3 separate regions of the Homo sapiens genome follow, and all the other regions are linked to region 3. A link is a loop called in an ENCODE intact Hi-C map of the cell type or tissue named here. Cell type or tissue: Caco-2. All regions are shown on one strand.

Evidence for each region. Peaks named below come from ENCODE experiments on the same cell type or tissue, not always from the same donor. Only the 100,000 strongest peaks of a DNase experiment are listed, where the experiment ranks them.
Region 1: it touches region 3 in a loop (9-fold over the local background); 9 of 110 quality-filtered maps call a loop at or near these places.
Region 2: a loop joins it to region 3, with 4 times the contacts of the local background. A loop is called at or near these places in 2 of 110 quality-filtered maps.

What each region holds. Positions count from the first base shown.
Region 1 is chr7:2,883,934-2,891,933 of GRCh38, forward strand. No RefSeq gene overlaps it. Among named protein-coding and RNA genes, the nearest start is that of GNA12, 44 kb to the left of the region's middle. RefSeq lists a silencer at 3,279-3,338. In Caco-2, a CTCF peak has its summit at 3,243; a DNase peak (open chromatin) is centred at 3,218.
Region 2 is chr7:3,086,005-3,094,004 of GRCh38, forward strand. No RefSeq gene overlaps it. Among named protein-coding and RNA genes, the nearest start is that of CARD11, 46 kb to the left of the region's middle. In Caco-2, CTCF peaks have their summits at 3,657 and 3,856; a DNase peak (open chromatin) is centred at 3,677.
Region 3 is chr7:3,197,330-3,205,329 of GRCh38, forward strand. LOC124901574 (a long non-coding RNA gene) reads right to left here and starts at 975. Exons shown (of 2, transcript XR_007060192.1): 1 at 586-975. It overlaps LOC124901575 (a long non-coding RNA gene), which reads right to left and starts at 6,644. Exons shown (of 2, transcript XR_007060193.1): 1 at 6,614-6,644; 2 at 5,540-5,826. In Caco-2, a CTCF peak has its summit at 3,358 (motif pointing left); a DNase peak (open chromatin) is centred at 3,352.

The DNA of each region.
Region 1 (8,000 bases), 310 kb before region 3:
AGCCATCGGTTTAGACACAGGGTGTGTGTGTGTAGGAGAGAGACTGGGGGAAAGAGAGACTTCCACACTGACTGTGCTGGGGGCGCCTTTGGAACCCAGGAGACATCTTTAGCTCCTACCTTTCGATTTTCAGGTGGAGAGACTACTCAGGCCCAGAAAAGGACAGGCACTCGGTTGAGGTCACACAGCAAGGGAGTCGGGAAGTTGGAAGGAGGAGGATGTGGAAGACGCAGTTTGCTCCTGGGTCCTCAGAAAGGAGGCTGGGTGTCAAATTCTACCCTTAGGAATTTTAGTGAGCAGGCGGTGCCTTTGTGCATAGAAAAAGATGCCCCATCCTCTGGGTGGCCCGGCCCAGCACCAGGGCGTGTGGCCAGTGAGCAGGCACAGGCCGGGCTCAGCCCACCTGGACCCCTGACTGCATGCAAAGGGTTCCAACTGGCACCAATGTGCCATTCCTGACCCCGCCTTAAACAAACGGATTATAAAAGGAAATTTTATAGCCATAATTTATGGGCAGCCAGCAGTGCTTGCCAAACATAGACGATAACACAAAAATAAATATGTCTCCAATACATTTTATACTCTTTTTTTTTTACCCCCCAGAGACAGGGTCTCTCCCCACGGTCCAGGCTGGAGTGTACTGGTGCAATTATAACTCACAGCAGCCTCCTGCTCCTGGGCTCAAGCGATCCTCCCACATCGGCCTCCTGAGTAGCTGAGACTACAGGCATGCACCACATGCCTCACTGATCTTTTTGTATTTTTGTAGAGATGGGGTTTCACAGGCTGGTCTGGAACTCCTGGGCTCAAGCGATCCTCCCACCTCGGCCTCCCAAAGTGCTGGGATTATGGGTGTGAGCCACTGCGCCCAGCCCTATCTTATATTATTATAATATTTATGATATAAATATGTATATATGACATAGATGCATATATGGATATACATACTTTTTTTTTTTTTTGAGACGGAGTCTCGCTTTGTTGCCCAGGCTGGAGTGCAGTGGCGTGATGTCCACTCACTGCAAGCTCCGCCCCCCGGGGTTCAGGCCATTCTCCTGCCTCAGCCTCCCGAGTAGCTGGGACTACAGGCGCCCGCCACCACGCCTGGCTAATTTTTTTGTATTTTTAGTAGAGGCAGGGTTTCACCGTGTTCACCAGGATGGTCTCAATTTCCTGACCTCGTGATCCGCCTGCCTCAGCCTCCCAAAGTGCTGGGATTACAGGCATGAGCTACCGTGCCTGGCCAGATATACATACTTTATATTTGTATAATATTATCGTAAAAGGTTTGTAATCCCAGCACTTTGGGAGGTCAAGGCAGAAGGATCGCTTGAGCCCAGGAGTTCATGAGCAGCCTGGGCAACACAGTGAGACCCTATCTCAAAAAAAAAAAAAAGTGCAAACCTGAAGTGCAAGCAAACCTGCTTATGAGGATTAATTGATCAAGTTGCTCTCCTGAGGTTTGGGGAAGGAATGGAGGATAGCTGAGTTTTGATGGGGACTGTGGCTGGGGGTCAGGGCTGGGCAGGTGCCATGAGGTAGGGTGCTGGTAGCAGGTGGCAGGGGATGGGATGGAACAAGGTCTGGCTAAGCACCAGGCACTGGGCTCAATGCCCTGCAAGTAGCTTCCCTGCAGTCCTGAAGGGGGGCTTGATATCCTCACTTTATTTTACCTTTGTATCTTTTTTTTGGAGACAGAGTCTCACTCTGTCACCCAGGCTGGAGTGCAGTGGTTCAATCTCTGCTCACTGCAACCTCCAACTTCTGGGCTGGAGCGATTCTCCTGCCTCAGCCTCCCGAGTGGCTGGAATTACAGGTGCACACCACCACGCCTAATTTTTGTATTTTTAGTAGAGATGGGGTCTCACCATGTTGCCCAGGCTGGTCTGGAACTCCTGACCTCAGGTGATCCACCTGCCTTGGCCTCCCAAAGTGCTGGGATTACAGGCGTGAGCCACCGTGCCTGGCTGTATCTTCTTCTTTTAAAATAATTCAAACATACAGAACACTGCAGAGTAGCAGAATGAACCTGCCAGGTACCTGCCTTCTAGCCCTATCTGGTCCCAATATGCAGGTATTTTCTTGGTATCTTGTGAAGAAACAGACCATGATAGATGTTACTGAAGCCCCACTCCCAACTTGCTCCAACCCAGCCCTCTCCCCTTCTCTGTCTCCTGAAGAAGAGCCACCTTCTCAGTTGATTATCCATTTTTCCATTGCAGGAATTTATACTGTTATTGCATATGTACATAACCATAAATAATATATGCAGTATTGTTTTTCAATTTCATAGATCTGTGCCCATTTTATAGTTGGAAACCCTGCGGCCCAGGGGACTGAGCCACTTGCTCACGTGCACATGGTTGTGAGTGGTGGAGCTGGGCTCAGACCCTGGGATCCTCCCTCCGGAGTCCCTCTCACGGGGGAATTCAGTGACCGTGGGTGGGGGTGCCCTGGAGATACATTTCTTCTCCACAAAGGCTGCCCTGGCTCAGGGATAAAGACACGTGGATTTATTGGAATGGCTTTTAGGGCCTGGGGACCTGCTGGGTGGTGCCAGGTCTCAGGGGCTCCGGGTCACATGGGGCGGGAGGGAAGAATGTGCAAGGGGCCTGCCCCTTGACTCCATGTTCTTTTGCAGAAAGGAAATCAATACCTTCCTGCTCCAGCAGGCTGGGGCACGAAGCTGTGGCCTGTGAGGTGACTGGAGCTGGGAGGCACCTTCTCTGCAGAGCAGGGAAAGGCTTAATCCTGGGAGACTTATGTCACCAAGGATGGCAGAACTCTGGGTGAGGGGAAGGGGGTCCTGGTCACCCCTCCTTGTTGCGCTGGCTGAAAAGTGGGGTAGTGGGCCTGAGAGGGAGGGTCTGCCAGGGGCCTGGGTTTGCCCATCTGGCTTTGGGCCTGTCTGGGGGGATGTGAAGAGGGTGGGGTGCAGCTGGGGGACATCTGGCAGTCATAGCCTGCAGGGAACAAGGCCACCAGGGGGGCCAGGGTGGAGAGGACAGTCGGGGTGGGGTCTCTGTGCATGTGCGTGGGACCACAGTGAGGGTCCGGTACCCACGTGTGCCCCACCATGGACCTGACACCCCCCCACCCCACCGTGCACAGACATGTGTGTGCACACATGTGTGTACACCTCTCCACATACACACACACACACACACACACACACACACACGGAGCCAAACACACACGTGCACACACAGAGCGCAGTGGAGTCCTTCCCACAGCTAGGGGGTGCTAGAAGTCTTCCCAGCAGAAATTCATTGGCTGAAACCGACGGACACACACTCACACAGAGGAAAAAAAAGGAAGAAGGAAAAAGAAAAGAAAATCCCTCGAAAAATATAGCCGTTGATGGTAATTCAAGTCGACAACACCCGTAAATCCTGGAGGCTGATAACAACAATAGAATATGAACGGAGCGGTGCCAGATTAACCGAGATATTTGATGCTTTGCCACCCAGATCAATAAGCCGCACTGAGATTTTTCCCGACATTCGGACCCCGAGCTGGTCCCTGCTGTAGGTTTGTGGGTGTCGTGTTCACCTCCGTCCCAACTCATTCTTCTTTTTTTTTTTTTTTTGAGACAGAGTCTCACTCTGTCACCCAGGCTGGAGTGCAGTGGCACCATCTTGGCTCACTGCAACCTCCATCTCCTGGGTTCAAGTGATTCTCGTGTCTCAGCCTCCCGAGTAGCTGGGACTGCACGCACGCACCACCACGCCCAGATAATTATAGGCACACGCCCTGGGCCCAGCTGATCTTTGTATTTTTAGTAGAGACAGGGTTTCACCATGTTGGCTAGGCTGGTCTCAAACTCCTGACCGCAAGTGATTTGCCCACCTCAGCCTCCCAAGGCCGAGGGATTACAGGTGTGAGCCACTGCGCCCGGCCTCCAACCCCCTCTTCCAACTTCTCTGTGCAGCATTAGGAGCTGCCTAGGGGTGGGGGGTGAGAAATCACATTTCTGACGGCGATGCCCCTGGGTCTTAGCTGGCTGTTCTGTTCTTCAACGGTGACCCAAATTGCAGCAGGGAATTGGGCCTGCCAAGGTCTCTTTCTGCTGGGCCAGGAGCCCCACTGGGATCCCAGCCATGGCTGGGCTGCTGCCACCTCCCCTGCTTGGGTTCTGCTGCTCAGCCCCAGGAGGGACAACTGCAGCAAAGGGACCCCACCCTGTACCCCCAACCCTTGTGCATGGGGAGCCCGGACCAGCAGCAGCTGCCTTCAGATGGCTCCTGTTTGCAGTGTAGCTTCCCTCATTCTCATTCACCGCCAATGGCAAATGTGCGTGTCTGTGTAGTTGGTAATTTTATGCTGTCGGGGTCTCCAAGGACAGGGAAAGATGGGCTTTTTAATTTTAACTTTTAACAATTATTTTAGGCCAGGTGCAGTGGCTCATGCCTGTAATCATTGCACTTTGGGAGGCTGAGGCAGGTGGATCACCTGGGGTCAGGAGTTCCAGACCAGCCTGGCCTAAATAGAGAAACCCCGTCTCGACTAAAAATCAAAAAATTAGCTGGGCGTGATGATGCACACCTATAATCCCAGCTACTTGGGAGGCTGAGACAGAAGAATCGCTTAAACCTGCAAGGTGGAGGCTGCAGTGAGCCGAGATTGCACCATTGCACTCCAGCCTGGGCGACAGAAAGACTCGTCTGAAAAAAAAATTTTAGGTTCAGGGCACACACGTCCAGGTTTGTGACTTGGGTATATTGTGTAATGCTGAGGTTTGGGCTCCTACTGAACCCATCACCCAAATAGTGAACCCAATTGTAGGTAGTTTTTCAACCCTTCCCCCACTCGCTTCCTCCCACCTTTGGAATCACAGTGTCTATTGTTTCCATCTTTTTTTTTTTTTTTATTTTTTTTGAGATGGAGTCTCGCTCTGTCGTCCAGGCTGGAGTGCAGTGGCGCCATCTCGGCTCACTGCAACCTCCGCCTTCTGGGTTCATGCCATTCTCCTGCCTCAGCCTCCCGAGTAGCTGGGACTACAGGCGCCCTCCACCATGCCCGGCTAATTTTTTGTATTTTTAGTAGAGACAGGGTTTCACCATGTTAGCCAGGATGGTTTGAATCTCCTGACCTTGTGATCCTCCCGCCTCAGCCTCCCAAAGTGCTGGGATTACAGTATTGTTTCCATCTTTACGTCTGTGTGTACCCACTGTTTAGCTCCCACGTATAAGTGAGAACATGAAGTATTTGCTTTTTTGTTTTTGCATTAATTCACTTAGGATAATGACCTCCAGCTGCATCCATGTTGCTGCAAAGGACACGATATCATTTGTTTTGATGGCTGCATAGTATTCCATGGTGTATATGCACCACATTTTCTTTATCCAGTCCACTATTGATGGATGCTTAGTTTGACTCCATGTCTTAGCTATTGTGAATAGTGCTGCAATAAACATACCACTGCAGGTGTTTTTTTCGATTGAACGATTTATTTTCCCTTGGGTAGACACCCAGTAGTGGGACTGCTATATTGAATTGTAGATCTATTATTATTATTATTATTTTGTGTGTGTGTATTTTTAGTAGAGACGGGGTTTTGCCATGTTGACCAGGCTGATCTCGAACTCCTGACCTCAGGTGAACCACCGGCCTCGGCCTCCCAAAGTGCTGGGATTACAGGCGTGAACCACCGCACCTGGCCAATCTATTTTTGGTTCCTTGAGAAATCCCCAAACTGTTTTCCACAGGGGCTGAATTAATTTACATTCCCCTGGCAGTGTGTAAGCGTTCCTTCTTCTCTGCAGCCTTGCCCGCATCTGTATTTTGACTTTTTAGTAATGGCCATTCTGACTAGTGTGAGATGCTCTCTCATGGCAGTTTTGATTTGCATTTTTCTGACGATTCGTGACGTTGAGCGTTTTCTCATGTTTTTTCGCTGCTTGTACGTTTTCTTTGGAGAAGTGTCTGTTCATTTCCTTTGCTCACTTTTTAATGGAGTTTTTTTTTTTTTTTTCAAGAGAGTCTTGCTCTGTCGCCCAGGCTGGAGTGCAGTGGTGCACTCTTGGCTCACTGCAACCTCCACCTTCTGGGTTCAAATGATTCTCCTGCCTCAGCTTCCCAGGTAGCTGGGATTACAGGCGCCCGCCACCACGCCTGGCTAATTTTTAGTAGAGATAGGGTTTTGCTGTGTTGGCTGGGCTGGTCTTGAACTCCTCCTGGTCTGAAGCAATCTGCCCACCTCGGCCTCCCAAGTGCTGGGATTACAGGCGTGAGCCACCGCACCTGGCCTTGTTGTTTTTTCTTGTTGATTTAAGTTCCTTATAGATCCTGGATGTTAGTCCTTTGTCGGATGCATAGCTTGCAAATACTTTCTCCAGATGGGCTCGTTTTGGAGGTGACTTCTGGGCCAGACCTCCCAGGCTCTAGTTTTGTTTCAGGGTCTGTGTTCCTCACTGCTTTGAGCTCTGGAGCAGCCTGTATCTGGCCATTCTCAAGGTCAGGGCTGCCTGTGAGATGGCTGGAGGGGACGCTGCCATGGAGCCCTCAGCCTTTTGTCCAGAGCATGTCCATGGTGGGCCCCGGCTGCTCAGGGCTTTTCCCCACACCAGACCTTGGTCCTGTTGTCTATGGTGGAGGCAGGGCTGGGCTTTCTGGCCTTACTGTCTGCCTATCCAGGACCCTGTCTCTGCAACATTCCTTGATCAAGCACTTCCTACACGCTCCAGGCTCTGTGGATGCAGGAGATTCAGGAGCGGGTTCTGACGGAGAGGGGAGCAGCTAAGCCAACCTTGCCGGCAGACACCAGTGATGAGGTGGACGGAGCGGCCGGCGGTGGTCAGCACTGAGACCCAGGAGGAGAAGAACAACGCTTCACGCCTGGACATAGGTTTGCAGTTTTGAGAACACATCCATTCTTTCAACAACACTTATTAGGCACCAACTGGGTACCAGGCATGTGCATAGCAGTGCCTAGGAAGACAGGGTCCCTGCTCTTTGACATTTAAATTCTGGTAGGAGTTCCCTGTGGCTGCTATAAGGAATCACTGAAAACCAGGTGGCTTAAAACAACAGAAGTGTACTCCCTCACAGTTTCGGAGCCAGGAGTCCGAGGTCAAGGTGTCTGCAGGACCTCCTTCCCTAAAAAGGCTCTGTGGAGGGTCCTTCCTGCCTCTTCCAGTCTCTGGCGGCTCCTGGAGTTGCTTGGCCCATGGCTGCGTCATTCTAGCCTCTACCTCCCTCTTCAGCCTTCTGGCCTTCTCTGTGTCTCTGTATCCAAATCTCCCTCCTCTTTTTTTTTTTTCTTTTTGAGACAGGGTCTTGCTCTATTGCCCAGGTTGGAGTGCAGTGGTGTGATAACAGCTCACTGAAGCCTCCAGCTCCTGGGCTTAAGTGATCCTCCTCCCTCAGCCTCCCGAGTAGCTGGGACCACAGGTGTGCACCACCATGCCCAGCTAATTTTTGTATTTTTTTGTAGAGATGGGGTCCTGCTATGTTGCCCAGGCTGGTCTTGAACTCCTGGCCTCAAGTTATCCTCCTGCTTCGGCCTCCCAAAGTGTTGGGATTACAGGGGTGAGCCACCGTGCCCCGCCTCCCTCCTCTTTACGTGGACACCATCACTGGATTTGGGGACACACCCTAATCCCGTATGACATCTTAACCTGATTACATTGGTAAAGACCCTATTTCCGGATAAGGCTACAGTCACGGCCACTGCAGACTTGGGCACATCTTTCACGGGGAGGTAGTCCGGTCAGTCCAAGAAAACCATGCAGCAGCTGAGAAGGGAGAAAATGCGGAGGCCGAGGCGGGCCTGAGCCCCATACCAGGGGAGGGGGGGAGGGAAGCGGGAGGGGGCAGCAGAGGGAACACCGCCACTAAGGCCTTGCACAGAAAGAGTTTTGGGGACCAACAGGGGGCCAGTGTGGCTGAATATAGCCAGTAGGAGGAAGAAGGTTCTGGAAGGGGCCAGGCCATGTAAGCACGGCAGATTGTTCTCATTTAATTCCAGCAGCAGGGGATCAGGTGCTATGGCTCTCACC
Region 2 (8,000 bases), 110 kb before region 3:
AAAAATAGAAATTAATATACGAAAACCCGAGTGTGTTCAGAATGCTAAGCATTCTGGAAATAATAGAGGAAATCAGTCAAATCAGTTGTTGGCATCTTATAGATCAAAAAGGAAAAAAAAAAAAAAAAACAAGAAAGAAACAAACCCAAACAGAAACCCAATGAATGAAGTGATATTTTCCCTCCGCGTCAGCTGTTTTGGTGTTTTTGTTTGTTTGTTTTTTTCAGAGCCCATTGTCAGGAGAGCATAGTTCTGACTAATGTAGGTTTAGCCCATTTTTGTTTCAGAAATTGTAAAGAGGATCTCAGAGATTCACGGATGGAGGCCTAGGGGTACTGCCTACTTACCTGCAAACCAGCAAAGAGATGATACAGGCTCCTACCTCAACACTTCAAAGTCCTTCTTCTTTGAAATAGCTGAAAGATGGAGCCAAAAGCACGTGAGAGTCAAGGTCAGACTTAGCTAATCTCCCGCAGGTAATGCCTTTCACCTTCATAAAGAGAAGAATTACAACACTGTCTTCCCGCATGTCCTCAGCTGATGGCCAGAGAAGAGGAAGATAATATTTACTATTTTGTCCTTACAAAATGCACACAGATGCCGACCGTATATTTGAAAAGCAGGGGCTTAATATTTTGAGATGAGGTGTGGGACCGGGAAAATGTGGACGATCTCACCTTATTCATTTATCTAAATTTGACAGTGGAACCTTCTTCCACAGAACTCAATGTCACACCCGCAGAATGCCGGGGCGTGAAACAAGGCCACTGTTAACACGAGGAAGAATTACTTACGATGTATTAACAAGACAAAAAAGTCAGGAGAAGTGGAAGAAAATGATGAGACTATCAGCATTAGTTCCTCGCTGGCTGAGTTTAGTCTGAAATGACAGCTTTGCCCGCAGGCTACAAAGCAAGCATTCAGAGAGATTCAGGAGTGGTCTTGCTTTCAAATTTTGCTGAGCTGAAGAGTGTCATTTTTCATTTTCGTGTCTTAGAAGCCCATGTCCACACCTTCTCATGGTAGCCTTGCCTGCCTCTCTCCCTGAGAAATGTCTAGGCTTCTTAGATTGCAGCGGCAAATCAAGGTGGGCTCCTCTTACCTGGGGGAGAAAGCCTAGACTCCAACCCCAGTGGAAGCAACCACCGTGCCATCAGGGTGCCACTGAACAGGGCTGCTGGCTGCAGGAGACGTGGGTTCTCTCTTTTCACCTTGAGGAAGAGCTGCCCAGCCCCACACCTTCCCCTGTGGAATTCTCTCGGGTGATGCTGTCATTGTCCTACCCTGGCAGACCCTCCTTGGAACAGGTGTGTGCTTTCAGCCACCGAGTTTTGCCAGAAGCTCAGGAAATCTGTATCTTCACTTGCTGGCATTGACGGATGATCCTATCGGTAGGGGGAAAATGCTATGGTCATGCACTGATGATGTGGTAGGAAAGAATTTACTGCATAAACATCTACTTTCTGAGAAGGGCTGGGAACAGAAGGCCACAGGGGGTGAGAGGGGTTTCTTCTCCCTGTCAGCCGGCTCTTAGTTTGACCTGCCATTCAGGGCTTGGACACAAAAGACAAAACAAGACAAAACAAAACAAAAACACTCAGAGCTCCGGAGGTCTTTGTCTCATGTCCATGGCCATGCCCGGAGCCAGGAATAGGAGCAAGCTGGTCATTCTGACCCCAGACCCTGACATGGGGTAAGCTTCCTTCAGAGGGCTGGTGAAAGCTTTGTCTTGGTGTGGCAGGAACTAAGAATGCAAAAAAGAAGGAGAGTGAGGCCAGATGTGGTGGCTCACGTGGGTAATCCCAGCACTTTGGGAAGCTGAGGCAGGTGGATCATGAGGTCAGGAGTTCAAGACCAGCATGACCAAGATGGTGAAACCCCCATCTCTACTAAAAAAAAAAAAAAAAAAAAAAAAAATACAAAATTAGCCGAGCGTGGTGGCAGGTGCCTGTAATCCCAGCTACTCAGGAGGCTGAAGCAGGAGAATCCCTTGAACCTGGGAGGAAAAGGTTGCAGTGAGCCGAGATCGAGCCATTGCACTTCAGCCTGGGCGACAGAGTGAGACTCTGTCTCAAAAAAAAAAAAAAAAAAAAAAAGGAGACTGAGTGATTGCCGTTGGTGCAATGGAACCACCAGAGGTTTCTGGCAGAGACAGCCAAAGACCTGGTGTGTCCTCCCCTGGGGCTCCTCAGGCCCTGGCTCTACAGAAAGACCAGCATCAAGCATGCCTTTGCCCTAGGTGGAGGCTTTAGAAAGCAGGGTGGTTGCTAAGGGCAGATGCCAAGCACTAATACCTGCTGTCCTGCCTTCTTAATAGACCTTCACCCTCAAACCCTTTCATTTTTACAAGACTCCTGCCTGCCGCAGTTCCCATGTTGGGGAGCCAGTACTCACGGGAGACATTGTTTTAATCTTATTTTTAATTTTTGTGGGTACATAGTTGTTGTATATATTTATGAGGTACATGAGATGTTGTGATCCAGGCATGCAATTCATAATAATCACATTAGGGTAAATGGGGTCTCCATCCCCTCAAACACTTCTCCTTTGTGTTACAAACAACCAATTTTAGTGTTTTGATTACTTTTTTTTTCTTTTTTTGGAGACAGAGTCTCCCTCTGTTGCTCAGGCTGGAGTGCAGTGGCATGATCTCGGCTCACTGCAACCTCCGCCTCCCAGGTTCAAGCGATTCTCCTGCCTCAGCCTCCTGAGTAGCTGGGATTATGGGCACCTGTCACCATGCCCGGCTAACTTTTCTATATTTAGTAGAGATGGGTTTTTGCTATGTTGGCCAGGCTGGTCTTGAACTCCTGACCTCAGGTGATCCACCTACCTCTGCCTCCCAAAGTACAGGGATTACAGGCATGAGCCACCGTGCCCGGCCTCTTTTGGTTACTTTTAAATGTACGAATTATTTTTGACTACAGTCACCCTGTTGTGCCAGCAAATACTAGGTCTTATTCATTCTTTCTAATTATTTTTTTGTGCCCATTAGCCCTCCTCACTCCCCCTCACGCCCCCTCCCACTCCCTTTCCCAGCCTTTGGTAACCATCCTTCTACTTCTCTATCTCCACAAGTTCCATTGTTTTAAATTTCAGCTCCCCAGTGGGCGGCTTTCAAGAAGACCACTAACTGAGTAGAGTTCAAGCTGGGGCAAGTCACTTGACCTCAATTTACCCATCTGTACAATTGGAGTGACAGAGCCTACCTCGCAGGGTGGCTGCAAATGTCAGAAGACACCGCACGCTGGAGCTCAGCGCCCATGCACAGGGACAGGTGAGGGGTGCCGACAGTGTCAGCGAAGGGTCTGGGGACCAGCAGGAAGCAGGAATGATGGGATGTGGTGGGAAGGGAATGATTCTGCTGAAAGTGGGGAGGCACCAGAGGGTACCTCGTTAGCAGCTTGACCGGGATCATGGCCAGCTCCAATTGGTCTACACGAATGGTACTCTGAGGGTCATTTGTCATGCAAGTAACCCCTGCCCTCCCACCTTCTGGCTTTTAATATATTAGCCCGGGAAATGCCCGGCAGGAACGCAAACCGCTGGAAAAGATCTCTGGGTTGCATTCCAGGCAGACGGCAGTGGTACCCACTCCCCGTCTCCACCAGGAGACCCCTCTGGAGGGAGGTGGCCGGGTCAGGCTCAGCTTGGGGCAGCGCATTCTTTCTCGGTCCACTAGGGGGACATTTACTAAATCCCCACAACCTGCAAATTCCATCCTTGCTGGGACAAATGGCTCCCTCGTGTCTCTCAAGACCCACTGCTGTTTGTTAACCTGCTGGACAGCCAATCTCTTATAGCTTTCAGGGGACAGGAACATATCAAGTTCTTTCCTTTTTTATTTTTTTAAACAGTGAATGTGAATGTACTGCAGATTTCCCGTGAAATGCTCCATCGTGGGAGTTACTAACTGATGAGTGCATTCATTCGTTCCTTCATTCATGCGTAGGGTACCTACTATGGGCCAGGCCTGTGCAAGGCTCTTGAAGGACAACTGGGAAGAAAAATCAGACATGGCCCTATTCTTATGGCACTTACGATTCAGTGGGAAGCTAGACAATAACCAAATAATTGCATAAACAAATGTAAAAAATCATCAATTTAGGCCGGGTGCTGTGGCTCACGCCTACGATCCCAGTGCTTTGGGAGGCTGAGGTGGGTGGATCACTTGAGCTCAGGAGTTTGAGACCAGCCTGGGCAACATGGCAAAACCCTGTCTCTTAAAAAAAAAAAAAATTATCCAGGCGTAGTGGTGTGGACCTGTAGTCCCAGAGTCTCAGGAGTCTGGGGTGGGAGGATCCCTTGAGCCCAAGAGGTTGAGGCTGCAGTGAACTATGATGGTGCCATTGCACTTCAGCCTGGGAAACAGAGCAAGAACTTGTTTAAAAAAAAAAAAAACAAAAAACAAAACAAAACCTCACAAATGTATTTATCTTTTGAGACAGGGTCTCACTCAGTTGCCCAGGCTGCAGTACAGTGACTTGATCAGAGCTTATTGCAGCTTCTAACTCCTGGACCAAGTGATGCTCCCATTTCAGCCTTTTGAATAGCTGGGACCACAGGTGTGTGCCACTAAAAGATTGTTTTCTGTAGAGAAGGGGTCTCCCTGTGTCCCGGCTGGTCTTGGACTCAAGGGATCCTCCCACCTCAGCCTCCTAAAGTACGGGGATTACAGATGTAAGCCACCACACCCAGCCACAAATTTCTACAAAGAAGAGTTACACAGTGTTCTCACAGTCTACAGTAGGAGGGTTGGACTCGCTCAAAAGGAGGGGAGCTTCTCTGAGGAAGTGGCCCAAAAGATGAGAGAGAGTCAATTAGGTTTTTAAAAAAAAAAAAAAAAAAAAGCCATCCAGGCTGGGGAATGAGCATTTGCAAAGGCCCTGTGGCAGGGGGCTCATGGCAAGCAGGAGGTCAGAGTGGAAAGGGAGGGGCGCAGGGCAAGAAGAGATGTGGAGGGGGCAAGGGCCAGGCTTGGAGGGTCAAGTTAAGACACTTTAGTCTTTATCCTAAGAGTAATGGGAACCCCTGAAGGATGTAAAGGGAGTAACTTGGTCAAATTTGTGTTTTAGAAAGACCAGCTGGGGCATGCCTGGTGGCTCATGCCTGTAATCCCAGCACTTTGGGAAGCTGAGTCAGGAGAATCACTTGAGGCCATGAGTTCGAGAACAGTCTGGGCAAAACAGTGAGACCCCAGCTCTACAAAAAATAATTAGCCAGGCGTGAAGGTACACACCTGTAGTCCCAGCTACTCAGGAGGCTGAGGTGGGAGAATTGCTTGAACCCGGGAGTTCAAGGCTTCAGTGAGCTACAATCCTGCCCCTGCACTCCAGCCTGGGCGACAAGAGAGAAACCCTATCTTAAAAAAATAAAAATAAAGGCCACCCTGGCTGCTCGCAGGGGGCTGGACTGCCCCCACCACATGGCCCTGCAGAAATGAAGGCCTAGTCCCTGGGTGGTGGGAGGGCTGCTGGCAGAAAGTCCCGGCTCCCCATCCTTCAGGGATAGTGGCTGTGGGGAACGTGCTGGCTCTGAGGCATACTCCATTCCAGGACAGCCAGCAGCTGATGCATGATCAACGAGGGGTAAAAAGGCCCAGACTCAGCTCTGAGGGTCTCCCCACCCCATTTCCAGATTCCCTTCAGGGTTGTCTGAAGCCTTCACGGAGGCTGCCTCAAAGCTCAATATCCTTCCTGCCTAATTCTGTACTTTTCCCTTCCCCGGATGCCAGTCCTAAGAGAACCCCTTGACAGATCTCCTGCACAGTCTCCTCCCTCTCTGAGTCTGCTTCCTGGGGCACCCACCCCTCCACCCTCCGGCAGGAGAAGGGATCAGAGACAGTACAGAGTGGAGGAGGGGATGGGCTCTCTAAGTCAGATGGAGCGAGCTCACGGCCTGCACTGGGTGGTGACGGAAGAGACCCAGGCAAGGAGGGCGCCTGTCAGGGCTAAATCATGTCCCCACAAACGATGTTAAACCTCCAAAAGATCATGTCCTAACCCCCAATGCCTGCAAATGCCATCTTATTTGGAAACAGGGTCTTTGCAGATAATCAAGTCAAGATGAGGTTCTTAGGGTGGGCCCTAAACCAAGATGACTAGTGTCTTCATGAAAAGGGAAATTTGGACACAGACACACAGGAGAGCACACGTGAGGATGAAGGTGGAGATCAGAGGGATGCGTCTACAAGTCGAGGATCACTGCAGATTGTGGAGAACCACCGGGAGCTGGGGAGAGGCCTGGGGCAGGTTCTCTGCCCCCAGAAGGAACCAACCCTACCAACACCTTGATCTTGGACCTCTGGCCTCCAGCCCCATGAGGCCATACATTTCTGTTGTTTAAGTTGCCCTGTTTGTGGTACTTTGTCGTGGCAGGCCCAGCATACTAATATAGGACCCAAGAGGTAGCTGGGGAAAGATTGGGCAAACTGTGTGCATGGCATCATTACTCAGGTCAAAAATTTGAAATGAAGCTCAAACTTAAAAATATTGGTAAGTATGAAAAAAAAAGCATGATAAAAAAAAAAAAAAGAAAAGCTATTGCTGCTAAAGGAAGAAGGGTAGGGTTTCCCCACCTCCATCAGCTTGCAAAAATGAGGCTGGTGACGTGGCTGTGGGTCTCATTTCCTGCACGGCCTGTTGGGGTTTGTGTAGTTTCTGGGCACTCAGCTTGAGAGGCTGACCTCCCAAAGGCATTGGGAGCCTGCGGGAGCCAGCCAGGGGGAGCACAGCTGTGCAGCCATGCCTGTTTGTCCTGACCCTACAGCAGGACGCAGGCGCCCCACCACCCAGAACCCCAGAACCGGATGTAGGAGGTGGTGAGAGCTGCATTGGTTGATTTCCTATTTTCTTCCTTCCTATTTTTTTTTTTTTAATTTTTTAGAGCAAGGTCTTGCTCTGTTGCCCACGCTGGAGTGCAGTGGTTCAATCATAGCTCACTGCAGCCTCTACCTCCCGGGCTCAAGCAATCCTCCTGCCTTAGCCTCCTGAGTAGCTGAGACCACAGATGCATGCCACCATGCTCGGCTAATTTTTAATTTTTTTTTTTTTTTTTGTAGAAAAGGGGGGTCTTGCTATGTGGCTCAGGCTGGTCTCAAACTCTGAAGCTCAAGTGATCCTCCCACGTTGGCTGCCCAAAGTGTGGGGATTATAGGCGTGAGGCACCGCACCTGGCCTGATCTCCTATTTCAGTAATGTATCACCTCCTGTGCAAAGAAGGAAGATTGTTGCAAATTAAACATAAAAACATGAAAGCTTTTCAAGCTGGGTATCTAAGTAGCCTTTTCATTCCCACCAACTCCATGACAGATTCCTATATGTGTTGTGCATAACCATTATTAAAATAACAATATCGCCCTGTTGGAAGAATTCAGAATGTCACTAGAACATTCTAAAGATAAAGGCCAAAAAAAACCCAAACCCCCCCCCCACACACACAAAAAACACAACCAAGCTTTATCTTTGGAACAGAATAAGGTTAAAAAAAATTAAAATAATCACAAAGGTATGATTTAATCTTTACAATGTTATAAATATTAATATGAAAAAGACTTTATATTGGGAAACATTATTATACAGTATAACGCTAATTTTATGAAAATCAATTCATTTAGTGCTCATACATTTTTTACCTCTCTCTTTGGCTTTTGCTGACGATTTACGTCTTATCATTTTCTACTTCAACACCTACCACCTTGCACTGGGGTACAGTGCAGGATTTGGACATCACAATTTTTTCTTCAGTAATGCCCCAAGGTTTCCCACAGATAAGAGGAGAAGGTTGGCCAGGTGTGGTGGCTCATACCTGTAATGGCAGCACTTTGGAAGGCTGAGGTGGGAGGATCACTTGAGCCTGGGTGTTTGAAATCAGTCTGGGTAACATAATGAGACCTCATCTCTATTAAAATTAAAAAACTAGCCAGGCATGGTGGTGAACACCTATAGTCCCAGCTACTCGGGAGGCTGAGGCAGGAGGATCACTTGAGCCCAGGAGGTTGA
Region 3 (8,000 bases):
AGACGACCAGGGAAAGTGAAACAAGAGAGAAAGAAGGGATGTAGAATTGGATTATTGGGGTGGAAAGAGGAAGCCAGGTGGGGGAAGAGTCAGAGGAGGCTCAGGCAGAGGGCAGGAGGGGAATTGGGAGAGGACAGCGAGCCTTCGAAAAAATCCGGAGCTGGCACCTTCAACAGAAGCCATGGAGCAACCCAAGAGGAGCCTGGGAGACAGCAACTTGGTGGCTGCTGAAAGACAGTTTCAGCTAAGGGGCAGGAGTGAGAGCCAGCCAGCACTGCAGAAGGTGGGGGGAAAGGCAAGCAGCCTAGATGGTTCCTTCAAGAGGTTTGTCGATAAAAGGAGCAGTCAATAGGACCCAGGACAGTAAGTTCATTTGTTCTTTTAAACTTTTCTTCTCTCTGCTTCCTTCCTCCTTTCATTTCCTATCCTTTTTCCTTCCTTCCTTCCTTCCCTTTTTTCCTTCCTTCTCTTTTCTTTTTCCTTCCTTTTCTTCCCTTACCTTCCCCTTTTCCCCCCCTCCGCTCCCGCTTCTCCCCTCCCCCCTGAACCTTCAGGAACCCACACCAGCATGTGATCTCGACTCACTCTTTTTCCCCTGCCCTACTGAAAGCTGGCTGGGGACCTGGAGTGTTTGCAACGACGCAAGATGAGAAGCTGGGTCACTGAAACATTAACTCACAGACCAGGGTGGGTTGCAGCTGATCCAACAGGCTGGACAGCCGCATCAATGCTTCCTAGAAGAGGAGATGGGAGGAGAGAGTGAGCCCAGGAGCCTCTGCGTGGAGACCAAGGGGCCGAGGAGCACAGAAAGCCCCAGGGCTACGCATCTTGGGTCAAAAGTCGCTGAAAAGATATTGATATCTACTTTTCTTTCTTTTTTTTTTTTTTCACTGTCTTTTTCTGGTTTTAGTATCAGGGTAATATTAGCTTCATAAAATGTGGTGGTAAGTGTTCCTTCCCCTCCTATTTTCTGGGAGAGATTATGTAAAATTATTGGTCACTATAGAGATTATGACATACATACACAACTTACCACAAGCTACTGGTGTTGACACTGCCACTTTGAGTAAGTGTAGAAACCTTACTTCCATTTAGTTCTCTTTAGCTTCCCCACTTAAAAATATATGTGTCTTGAGTGTGTTCTTTACATATATTGAACATCACATAAGATGCTGTTACAATTTTTGCTTCAATCATCAAATATGATTTCAGATACTCATGAGAAGTATAGTCTGTTGTATTTATTTCTATTTATGTACTTCCCATAGTTTGTTTTTCTTTTCTGGAGCTCCAAGCATTCTTGAAACCAATGAGAAAAGTGGAAAAATCTCAGTCCAGAAATAGAAGGTATAATTTTTAAATAAAAGCTTCTGTTCAGATAACATTCTTTACCCAATCTTTAAAGATACATTTGCCAACAATAAATGCTCTTAGTTTTTCTTCATCCAAGAATGTTTTGCTTTCTCCTTCATTTCTGAAGGATGTTTTCACCAGATACAGTATTCACAGTTGACAGTTCTTTTTCTCAGTACTTGAAAGATGCTGAGCCACTTCCTCTGGCCTCCATCATTTCAGATGGGAAATCCACTATCATTGCAATTAATTTTTCCCATGTCATAAATGTGTTATTTCTTTCTGACTGCTTTCAATATGTTTTTGTCTTTAGTTTAACTATTTAATTATGATGTGGATTTCTTTACATCTAGCCTGCTTGGAATCCACTAAACTTCTTGAATCTGTAGGTTTATGTCTTTCTCCAAATTTGAGAAGTTTTTAACCACTACTTCTTTGAATACTTTTAGTCTCACTCTCTTCTCCTTTGGGACTCAGAAGGTATGGCTGTTAGCTCTTTTCTTATTGTCTCACAGGTCCCTGGGACTGTTATTTCTTCCGTCTATTTTTTTTTTTTTTTGAGACGGAGTCTCGCTCTGTCGCCCAGGTTGGACTGCAGCGGCGTGATCTCGGCTCACTGCAAGCTCCGTCTTCCGGGTTCATGCCATTCTCCTGCCTCAGCCTCCCGAGTAGCTGGGACTACAGGCGCCCGCCACCACGCCCGGCTAAATTTTTTGTATTTTTAGTAGAGGTGGGATTTCACTGTGTTAGCCAGGATCGTCTCAATCTCCTGACCTCGTGATCTGCCTGCCTCGGCCTCCGAAAGTGCTGGGATTACAGGCGTGAGCCACCGCGCCCGGCCTATTTTCTCTCTATTATTCTGACTGAGTGAATGCTATTGGTCTGTTCTTGACTTCACAGGTTCAATCTCTGTCATCTCTACTCTACTATCAAGCCCATCTAGTGACGTGTTTTATTTATCTTTTTCCTGGTTATTGTGTTTTTCAGTTCCTTAATTCCATTTGGTTCTTTTTTATAACCTTGATTTTTATTGAAATTTTCTATTTTTCGTTTGTTTCAAGAGAATTCATAACTACATTTGAAGCATTTTTGTAATGACTGCTTTTAAATTTGTGATAATCCCTCTGATTCATTTGCATTTTGGTGCCTGTTTGTTTTTTCATTCAAGTTGTAATTTTCCTTTTCCTTGACATGATAAATGATTGTCTGCTCTATCCTGGACATTTTAGGTATTATATTATGAGAGTCTGGATCCTATTCAACTTTTCTTTTTTGGCAGACTGTCTTCCTGTTAAGATGTAGCGTAACGGTTGTGTATTAGTCTGTTCTTGCACTGCTATAAAAAAAATACCTGAGACTGGGTAATCTATAAAGAAAAGATGTTTAATTGGTTCACAGTTCTATAGGCTGTACAGGAAGCATAGCAGCTTCTGCTTATGGGGAGGACTCAGGAAGCTTCCAGTAATGGTGGAAGGCAAACAGGGAGTGAGATGTCTCACATGGCCAGAGCAGGAGGCAATGAGAGGGGTGGAGGTGCCACATATTTTCAAACAACCCAATTTCACGAGAACTCACTATTGCAACGAGAACTCCAAGGGGGATGGTGTTAACCATTCATGGCAAACCACCCCCATGATCCCAGCACCTCTCACCAGGCCCCACCTCCAACACTGGAGATTACAATTCAACGTGAGATTTGGGTGGGGACACAAATCCAAACCATATCAGGTTGGATGAGTTGTATATTCAACCTCCCACTGGGCCCCACCAGTGCTATCGTGACAAAAGTGTAGCACTGATTTACCCTGCTTCATTGCAAATGGGTGGTTGGCAGTGAACTCCCATCTCTGCCTTGATGATACCTTCCCATTGAAAATGCATCATCGGCTTGCACTGTCTTATTGTATCCAAGCTACCCTGCTAGGCTCTGCTGACCCAGAGATGGGAGAACCAGAGAACTGGCTCCCACTGTTTTGTTGTGGCAGAGTGGGGCAGAAGCTCAGCTCTCCACTGGCCCCTGCTGGTAACAGGGTAAGAGAGAAGGGAACTCTTATGCTTCTTTGTTGTGTCATGTCCAGAGATTTTTTTTTTTTTAGTTGTAAGATGGTGGACTCAGGAGAAATGGGGCTACTCTATCTTGTCTAGAGTTAGAAGTTCAGCTTTCTATCTCCTCTGTTTCTTTACCTGTAAAATGGGAACAATACTACCTACTCTACCTACACTACAGAACAATTTTCAGAATTAATTAAGAAGTTCATGTGTATGAAAGTACACTGGGAAAATGTTATATCATGTTATGTTAGTAGACTGTTATTTCTGAGACTAGGGTCTGGCAAGATGTAGCTTGAGAAGAGATAGGATAAGTGGCGGGGCACCTCCATATTCATCTATCAATTTAATGTTGGTGAAAACAAACTTGACAGCCAGAAGCCAGCCTTCTATTGTTTATTTCCCTGTTTCTTTTGAGTCTGTGGTGACCTTTGTCTTGACAAGCAATAACCCTGGAGAAAGCTAGAGGAAAAACAAAGATTAGGGTCACAGCAAGGAGAGAGCAATAAAGTAGCTTTAAAGAGCCTAAGAAACCAGGATAATTGAATATAGTAAGGATTGTGGCTGGGACAAGGAGGTGTCTACAACATCATTTTCAGAAAAACAATCACAAAAGAAAAATAACACTGGAGCTGGGAGGGAAGGAACTAGTTGGAAAGGGAACCCAGAGGAGAAAGGAACAGCCTCTCAGAATAGTCAGCAATGACTCTGCCTTACTTAGAGGTTATGGGACAGGGCTACCAATTGGAGTGACCTCAGTATTACCAATCAGGATGACATAGATCTTGTGCACTTTTGGCCCCTGTATTAGTCCGCTTTTGCACTGCTATGAAGAAATACCTGAGACTGGGTAATTTATAAAGGAAAGAGGTTTAATTGACTCATATTTCCACATGGCTGGGGAGGCCTCAGGACACTTACAATCATGGCAGAAGGGGAAGCAGACATGTCTTACATAGCAGCAGGCAAGAGAGAGCGTGCAAGAGCAGGGAAAAGTGACTTATAAAAACCATCAGATCTCATGAGAACTCACTATCATGAGAACAGCATGGAGGAAACTGCCCCCATGATCCAATCACCTCCCTCCCTCAACACGTGGGGATTACAAGTCCCTTCCTTGACAACTAGTGATTACAATTCAAGGTGAGATTTGGGTGGGGACACAGAACCAAACCATATCAGCCCTCATTCCAGGCAGGCAAAGGGCTCTGGATTAAGATTTGGGGGACCCCTTAACCCCTGTGAGCCTCAGGTTTTCCTTCTACAAGATGAAACTGGTAAAGGTGCCAACTCTGCTTGGTTGTTTGAGGGTCAAATGTGGATCACCCAACCTGTTCATGGTTGGCAATCAATATATATAGTAGTTCCCTGCCTGATCACAGCCCCAGAAATTTTGGCCTCTGTCTAGGCTGGACGCTGACTGTGGGAGGTTCCTCTCTAAGAGCTTACGTGCTCTGCCGTCATTTCCTGTGTTTTCTGGCCCATAGTTGGGAGGGGCATGCCAAGGTGACCATGCCCTAATTTCCCTTTCTAAATCGTCTTCATTGCAGTCTTCTGGTTCTTCTTTCTCTTCTTTGTCCCAGGGGTCTCCATTGAACTCACTGTAGGGGGTGGGGACTCTGGAGGCCTGGTCCTGGGGGCTGATCCTGAGGAAGGGGCATTCCTAGGCCAGAGTGAGGTCCTGGGGTGAACCACAGAGGAAGTTCCATCTCCCACCCCACTCTCCTTGTCTTGAGGAAGTTGACTTTAAATAAAGCCCAACACGCCCCGCTAAACTGCCAGCTCAGAAGACAGGGTCTGTGTCTGTCCTGTTCAAGGGTGTCCCACCCCACACCCCTTCCCCCATACTGGAGTGCTGTGCTGGAGTCAGCTCCTGCCAGCTCAGAAGAGTCAATTCTTACATTTTCAGGAATTTTGCAAATTGCTTGTTAAACATAGCCATTATTAGAAATTAGACTGGCTGGGTGCAGTGGCTCATGATTGTAATCCCGGCACTTTGGGAGGCCAAAGCAGGAGGGTTGCCTGAGTCCAGGAGTTCAAAACCAGCCTGGGCAACATAGGGCGACCTCATCTTTACTTTTTAAAATAAAAATAAATAAATACACATAAATAAATGAAAATACAAATTAGACTGTAAAAGCCTACAATTAAATAAATTTTATTGAAAACAAAGATAATGAATATTCAAAACATATCACTCCTTAATTATTTTGCTGTTTGCTCTGCTCTGCTCTTGGGGTTTGCACCTATTATATCCGCAGAGTGGAGATTCTGTACCATGATGTGCTAGCAGGCATCTCTTCCCAAGTCTGCATATAGTGACACCATGTTGGCAGCTTGATATTGGCCATGGTGGGAGTATTCACACCACAGGAATCAGCAGACACTACAAACCAGAGCTTGCCCTATTGTTTGGTTTGTTGTCTAGATTTAAGGAAGGGATGGAGAAAAGTATTAATGATGTAGATTAAACATAAAAGCATGTCATTGTTAAAGTGTAAACAGCACAGAGAATTTTAAAACTGTTTTTCCAGTATTTCATAACTATTATCAGGGCCTGGCACGGTGGCTCACACCTGTAATCCAAGCACTTTGGAAGTCCGAGGCGGGTGGATCACAAGGTCAGAAGATCTAGACCATCCTGGCTAACATGGTGAAACCCCGTCTCTACTAAAAAATACAAAAAATTAGCCGGGCGTTGTGGTGGGTGCCTGTAGTCCCAGCTACTCGAGAGGCTGAGGCAGGAGAATGGTGTGAACCCAGGAGGTGGAGGTTGCAGTGAGCAGAGATCACGCCACTGCTCTCCAGCCTGGGCGACAGAGCCAGACTCTGTCTCAGAAAATTAAAAAAAAAAAAAAAAAGGATTATCAGATCAGATTCAGCAAGGAAGTCTATTATCATATTCAGCAAGGAAGTCTCTCATGTCATCGACAAAGGAGTCAAGTTCCAGCGTGCACTTTTGTTGTTTTACCTTTATCTTACTTGTTAACATAAATGAAAATATTAGCCACCGTAATCATGGTGAGTAATCATGGCAGGATTACTCTCGTAGAGCCGGTTGTTAAATAGTTACTAGCACACTATTGTCTGGTGATTAGAATAGTACCTTGCTTAGAAGACATGCCCAGTTGTATGAGTCTGTTCTCTCACTGCTATAAAGAAATACCTGAGGCTGGATAATTTATAAAGAAAAGAGGTTTAATTGGCTCACGGTTCTGCAGGCTGTCCAGGAAGTACGGCTGGGGAGGCCTCAGGAAACTCACAATCACAGTGGAAGGTGAACGGGAAGCAGGCATGTCTTGGGTGGCTGGAGCAGGAGGAGGAGAGAGGAGGAGGTGCTACACACTTACAGACAACCAGAGGGCCAGGCGCGGAAGCTCATGCCTGTAATCCCAGCACTTTGGGAGGCCGAGGCGGGTGGATCACCTGAGCTCGGGAGTCCGAGACCAGCCTGACCAACATGGTGAAACCCTGTCTCTACTAAAAATACAAAATTAGCCGGCCATGGTGGTACACACCTGTAATCCCAGCTACTCGGGAGGCTGAGGCGGGAGAATTGCTTGAACCAGGAGGCAGAGGTTGTGGTGAGCCAAGACTGCGCCCCTGCACTCCAGCCTGGGCGACGAGCAGAACTCCATCTCTAACATAAAATAAAAAATAAAATAAAATAAAAAAACAACCAGATCTCGTGAGAACTCACTGAACATCATGAGAACAGCAAGGAAGAAATCCACCCCCATGATCCAATCGCCTCCAACCAGGCTCCTCTTCCAACACTGGGGATTACGATTTGACATGAACTTTGGGCAGGGCCACAAATGCAAACCCTGTTACCAATAAGTACCTTCTGAATGACTGAAACCAGTGAAAACAAGCTACAACGGACATGTGGGGCCACCCCACCCCTTTTGCTTTAGCAGCATTGGCCTTGCACATTTTGGGTGCTGTCTGCCTCCCCATTCTTGCTCCAGGCGCCTTTGCCCGTGTTCACTTGTGCTCTGGCCCAGGGCTTCTAAGCTGTACTATTCATATGAAACACCTGGGTGTCTTGAGACAATGCAGGTTCTGGCCCAACAGGTCTATGGCGGGGACAAAGATTCTGCATTTCTAACAAGATCCCAGGTGACGCTGGTGCTTGTCACGGAGCACACATTGAGCAGCCAGGTTCTAGCCACCCTGCCCTCCTTCCCATGTGCCAAGATCAGGGTCTCCACGTGACCTTCGAACTTGCCACAACCTTTACCTGGGGCGCTGTTCTCCCTGGTCTTCACATGACCTGCTTCCATGCAACATTGGGGTCTCTGTTCAGACATCACCCTTCAAAAACAAAGATCTTTTCCTGACTACTCATGCAAACGTAGCTCCCCATCTCAGTTCTCTGCATAATGTTACTGATAGTTTCTAGTTGATGTGTCGTCAGCTTTCCTCCCTAGAATGCAGGCTCCACGGGAGCCCCCCATTCCCACTCTGGTGACTTTACAACAGCACATGCCCAAAAAACAAGTGTTGAATGATCGTGGTGGTGATGTCACAAGGCTAAGGGTGGAGAGAGCTGGCATGATACTGGGGATGGAGGCAGTGATGGAAGGGGGATGGTT